2 separate regions of the Homo sapiens genome follow, and region 1 is linked to region 2. A link is a loop called in an ENCODE intact Hi-C map of the cell type or tissue named here. Cell type or tissue: psoas muscle. All regions are shown on one strand. Links, peaks and the distances in the headings refer to the core of each region. The heading gives the core; the rest is flanking DNA. Region 1 has its middle 32 kb from the start of LINC02757. Region 2 holds the start of LRRC32 (leucine rich repeat containing 32).

Region 1 (2,900 bases), core at 182-2,681, 72 kb before region 2:
GTGGCCTCGCTGGCTGGAACTTGTTGCTCAGCCACCTCTTAAATGCCGATCCCCACCTCCACCTCCCCATTCCATCCTCCATCCAGAGCCCTCAGCTCTTCAGGCATTCATCATTTATGCACCTTTGAGGCAGGCAATGCTCCAAGCACAGGGCCCAGCAGAGAAACAAACAAACAAACAAACAAGCAAGCAAGCAAACAACAGACACCATTCCTCCACGTGGGGAACAAACAATAAGGAAGGTGAGTGACAGGTTAATAGTATGTTCCATGGTATACGTTCCACAGGGAAACTGAGGCACAGAGGGGGATAGGGAGTGTGGAATGGTGGACTTTTAAACAGGGCGGTTTGGGAAGGCTCACTGGGAAGGCACCCTCCTGGTCACTGCCCCTTCCCACACTGTAGCCCACTCCATGGAGGCCTCCCAGGCCCTCCCTGCCCAGGCTCTCTACCCAGTATCTCCCCCAGGACTTAAACTGCCCAACCCCAACTCAGCCTCCCCCATGTGCTCCCCACAACACATCCCAGCAAATGCCACCACCATCCATCTGCTTAGTATTCAAACCAGAAACCTGGATGCAAATTAGACCTCCCCAACTCTTGCCCTCACTCCATCTGGCCCTGGGAACTAGAGGTGCTCCCTTCATGAGTGCGGGAGACGCAAGCTTGGTTCCCCCTCCGGTCGGGCAGAGCACCCCAGTGGCAGGGGAGCGGGGACGGCTGTTTCCATAACTGGACCCAGTGGCCATGTCTAATCCCCTGTACAGACTCTGTCCTCTGCCTTCAGAGCCCATGGTCAGGCCCTGAGCCCTGCAAACCCACCTCCTCCTCTGTACCCACCAAATGCTGTGCCCCTCCCAGGGGCCTTCCTTGCCTTGACCAGTGAGAGCCAGTGGATGCCATGGACCAAGGCCCAGCAGCAGTCAGGGAACCCAGTCCCACCCCTTTCTGGACCTTCGTGTCCTCATCTGTAGAATGGGCAAAATTCCTGCCAGGCTGACCCTCAGGAAATCTTGGCTGAGTCAGTGGATGTGAACGGTGCTGCTCTGGGTGGTGTGGACACGTGGACCAGCTGGGGTGAGGGGCAGCCAGGGTGGGAAGCTGTGTGGGTTAATGTGGACCAGCCAGAGGCAGCACCTGTGACCCATGCACATGCGTGTGTCCATGGGAATGGGGAGGGGGAAAAGCCACGTTCTAGGTGGGCTCACCTGGCACCACCCACACCAGTCTGTGACAGGGCAAGATGAAGGAGAAAGAGGCTGCTGCTACCCACCTGCCTGCCTGCCCACTTCCTCCCTGACTCCTGCATGAAGAAAGGTGGCTGAGGGACTCCCCTAAATGTGCCAACCCTCACTGGGCAAGCCTGGGGCTGGGAAGACGTGTGAGGTCAGCAGTCCTGGGGTGGGGGGCCTTCCTTTGCTCCTCTGTGCCCCTGGGGTAGGGTGGGCTGCAGCATCATCTCAGTGCTGGGGGGTGACTAGCTCCCATCCTGCTAGGAGACTTTGTGCCAGCCACCCGGCTCCTCTGAGTTGACTCCCTCATCTACCTAACAGGGGTGATCATGCTGCCTTGGGTGGTGTTGAGAAGACTAAATGATACATGACACTTGGTCCCAGGACCCTCTTGTGACCTCTGGGTCCTGGCACCACTCACTGAGGTTTGCCCCTTGGCTCCTTCAGCATCCTCAAGTCACCCCTAGAGGTCTCTCTAACTGTGCGCTCCAGCTTAGTAGCCACCAGCCGCACGCGGCTACTGGGCATCTGAAATGTGGCTGGTCTGAAACGAGCTGTGCTGTGGGTGGAAAAGACACACCAGGTTTCAACAATACAAAAAAAAAAAAATGAAATACAACATTCATAATTTTTAATACTGATTACATGTTGAAAGGATAATATTTTGATATATTAAGTTAAATATATTATTAAAATTAAGTTCACTTGTTTCTTTTTACTTTCTTAATGTAGCTACTGGAGAAATGTCATTACATCCGAGTCTCACATTCTGTTTTATTGGATGGCCCTGCTCCAGAACCTTGGAAAGGCCACTTCCAGGGCATCTTCCTGGTGGCTCCCAGGAAAAGCAGCCCCTGGGATTTCCAGCAGCTGCTGAAGAATGTCTGCTCCCCTGGTGGCCCCAGGCTGCAGAACACACTCGCTGTGGCCTCACCCGCTCCCCACCCTTTCCCGCACATCCCATAGCCTCCCAGGAAGCTTAGACTCAGCTAAGGGACCCTCCCTGCTGCCCCCACCATGAGGGTAGCCAACAAAGCCTGCGGCCCCCTCCCCCAGCTGCTAAGAACCTCATAGCTGTATGGGAATTACCCTGGCGTCACTTTCTCCTTCCCAGCAGACCCCAGGGATGTGGCTTCCTTGCCCCAGGCCCTGAGTCACCCGCAAGGAATCCCCTCTCCTCTGGAGAGGGTTCTGCGGGCAGGAGGCAGCCTCTGTGGTCCTGAGGAGCATGGCTTCAGGAGTCAGAGAGACCTGGAGGTGAGTCCGGGCGCTGCCTCGTGCTCACCGTGTGGCTGGGGTAAGCCCCTCCTGTCTGCACCTCAACTTCCTCACTTATGAAATGGGCGTAATCACCGCGCCCACCTCATAGAGCTGTAGGGATGTCATCGAGGCATGGCGCTCTGCACAGCTCTTGGTTTGTAGTAAACAGCAGTTGTTAAAGGACCTGAAAGAGTTAGGGATGTGGCCTTTGACCTCAGGCTCACTAGGCCAGCCACAGAGAGGAGGCAGGTGCCAAGGTGGTGGGCCAGGGAAGGGTGGGGAGCAAGTGAGGCAGGAAGGAGGCAGGGGGATGGTAGCTCCCTTTCAGGCCTCAGGCTCTATGTAGCCCAACAGATAGCCCGGCTGGCCCATTTTCAGATGAGGAAAGTGAGGCTCTTAAAAGTGAAG
Region 2 (2,900 bases), core at 101-2,600:
ACCACAATAAGCCCACCCCTACATTTAAGGATGTTAGTCTTCTAAGCACTTGACCTATATCATCTCATTTAATTCTCACAATCACCTATTGAGGAAATTACTGTAATTCCCATTTTACGGATGAGAAAACAGTTTCCGGAAAGTGAAGTGACTTACCCCCAGAGTTACCCAGCTCATAAGGGCTTTGGAGCTGGGATTTATCCAGTTCTACATGACCTGAATACTGTGTTTTCTCCAGCACATGCTGAGCCGACTGCCCCCAATAGAACTGTCTTTTTTTTGCCCATGAAGAAAAGGAGGCTCAGAGAAGTGACTTACCCAAAGTCACACAAGGAGAAAATAGCAGGGTCACGATCAGAATCCAGTTCATCTGTCTCCAAAGCAAATGTTCCCACTATACCAAATCAAGGTCTCCTTCCCTAAGCCCTGCCAACGACCCCTCACACGCAGGAGCAGGGCAGACTAGCTCACAGTCTGGCCTCTGAGGTCCTCTCTCCCTCCTCTCGGCCTCAGCTGACTTACTGGCAGAGTGGGGTCCTGGGAGAGCTGCTGCGGACGTTCCTGTCAAGCAGTGAATCACTAAGGGCAAGCCTCGTTCTGGAGACATGTGCATCCCACGGGGGAATTAGACCTTAACCCAAAGGAATGTGGCTGTGATGGCGGAATTTCAGGCAGCTCGGCGTGGGGGTGGGGGCCCCTCACATCTTACCACCCATGAAGAAGGCTGGGTTCAGAGCCCCTTGGAGAGCGGTGGGTGCCCCCTACCCCACTACGAGAAATGGGCAGGCCATCTAGTGCTGTGGGATGGGCAGCCCCACGCCTGGCTGGGATCGGAGCGTTGCAGGAAACCTGAATTCAAATTCCGGTTTGCCCTTGCCTAGCTGTGTGTTCCTGGGCAAGTCACGGTCTTCAGGCCATTGTTTTCCCAGCTGTCAAATGGGAAGGCCGGCCTCACCCCTTTGCGGGAAAGATCCGCCAAGACAGGAGCGCTGGGGAACTCCCAGGGACCGAGGGAGGGTCAGCCCCGGCTCCACGCGCGCAGTGGGGATGGCGGGAGGGGAGTGTTTGGGGGGCGTCCCTTGGGACCAGCCCCCGCCTTGCGCTCGCTAGAGGCGCGCGACAGTGCGCCCCCCGAGGGCCGGCCAGCCTCGCCTGCCCGGCGGCTCCTACCTGGCTCAGCGCGGCCGCAGCTCCTCTCCCGGGCAGTCTCGGCACATTTTGCGCAAACCCGCCCCCGGGTCCCACCCCGCGCCAGACCCCGGGGTCACGGCCCGAGGAGGAGCAGGCCGCTCAGCTGCCCCACCGGAGCCCCCGCGCTCCGGCTGCAATTTAAATACCTCTCCCGCCGGCCCGCCCCGCCACGCCCCCCTCTGGCGAGGCCGTGGGGTCCTAGCGCCTGGCCCCGTGCCTCGGTTTATCCGGAGCCGGCGGGGGCGGAGTGGGGTGGGGCGGCGAAGCATCTTCACCACCCTGGGACCTCGGCCGGGAAGGGGCGGGGGCCCAGTGTGGGGGGATGAGAGGGCGGGAGGGAGAGGGGTTGCAGAGGAAGCGCCGTGGGAGCGAGGCCCATCCCAGCGGCCGCCGCACGTGCAGTTCGCGGCCCCGCGGGGTCCGGAGGGGGGCGCGGTGGCTCTAGGAGCCGCAGGTCCACAGAGGAAATCCGGCCTGGCCCCGATTTCCCAGCTGCTGGCGCCGCCGCACTTAACGCGGGGGCAAACAGGCGAGGTGACGGCGGGGCTGAATGCGGAAGGAAATGACCCTTCGCTGGCCCTGGGGCGGCCGCGGAGGGGGTTCCCCGCACCAAGCCGTCCACTCTGGTGGGTCCTGGCAGGTCACTTTTCCTCTCCGGATTGTGCTCTAGTGTCTGGACCCGTACTCCTCCATCATCTGCGGGACCCTTCAACAGCCTGTGAAACGGCACCATCAAAGTCCTGTTTTCGGATGGAGAAGCTGAGGCTAGGGGTGGGGGCAGTGTGTACACATGAAAACCAATTGTCTGAGACTAGTAAGGTCCCTATTTATAGCTGGGGAACCTGAGGCTCAGAAAAGGTTAAATGGCGTGTCCAAAGTCAACACAGCTAATAAGAATCAGTGATTTGAGCCCAATCTGTTCATAAAGCTAAGTCTGATTCAGTTTGGGCATTATCTTGCCCGAATTTTTAAAGTACTGTGCAAATATGGGGTGGCGGTATTGTCATTTAGATTGGAGGTTGAAGCAGATCTTTCCCAAAGCCACCTCTCTTCTAGATGCCTTGACCCTACCAAATCACAGGTACCCTGCCTTGCTGCCTGTGGACTCTAGTATGCGGGTCCCTAGAAGAGAGGGGCCCTGGCTGTCCTCCAGGTCCTGGTTCCAAGTGTAGAAGGGGCCTCTTCCACAGTGTTTCTCTTCCCTGATCGTCACCAGCCCTGAGAGTGGGGCAGGGTGCCCCATTTTACATGCATGAAAGTGACCACCCAGGGCCTTGTGGCAAATCAGGGTAAGGCTGGGCTCAGAAGCGGGATTCCCTGAAGTCTCTACAGTTACTGCCTTTTCTTACCCCTGTTCAGTCCACTGTGGAGATGGATCTGGGGAGATGGGGTCAACCCAGAGAGGACAAGCCATGATAGCAGGTGCCATAGGGGCCTGACCTAGTCTTAGAAGAGGAAATCAGGGAAGGCTTCCCTAAGGAGGAGGCCTGAGCTGCAGTGAGGGGATGGGCAGGAGGTGCAGGTAAGGAATCTCTCAGCAGGGCCTGCGAAGGGTATCCAAACCTCTTTCCCTTCCCTCCCAGCCACCCAAGGCCTCAGATCTATGTCCACAGGGTCCTAGCTGGTCCATCCAGCCCCCTCTCTGGTCTCTAGTGCTCCATTTGGTCAAATGGAACCTCAGTGCCCCTATCTGTAAAGTGGGAAAGATA

Evidence for each region. Peaks named below come from ENCODE experiments on the same cell type or tissue, not always from the same donor. Only the 100,000 strongest peaks of a DNase experiment are listed, where the experiment ranks them.
Region 1: a loop joins it to region 2, with 3.0 times the contacts of the local background. A loop is called at or near these places in 30 of 110 quality-filtered maps.

What each region holds. Positions count from the first base shown.
Region 1 is chr11:76,597,006-76,599,905 of GRCh38, forward strand. No RefSeq gene overlaps it. Among named protein-coding and RNA genes, the nearest start is that of LINC02757, 32 kb to the right of the region's middle. RefSeq lists an enhancer at 322-973 and a silencer at 1,604-1,683. In psoas muscle, for the core only: a CTCF peak has its summit at 1,697; no DNase peak of the experiment used is centred there.
Region 2 is chr11:76,669,444-76,672,343 of GRCh38, forward strand. LRRC32 (leucine rich repeat containing 32) reads right to left here and starts at 1,304. Exons shown (of 3, transcript NM_001128922.2): 1 at 1,171-1,304. RefSeq lists silencers at 1,059-1,188, 1,249-1,448. In psoas muscle, for the core only: no CTCF peak of the experiment used is centred there; DNase peaks (open chromatin) are centred at 558, 1,398 and 1,528; H3K4me3 peaks cover 2,052 bases; H3K27ac peaks cover 2,500 bases; H3K27me3 peaks cover 1,605 bases.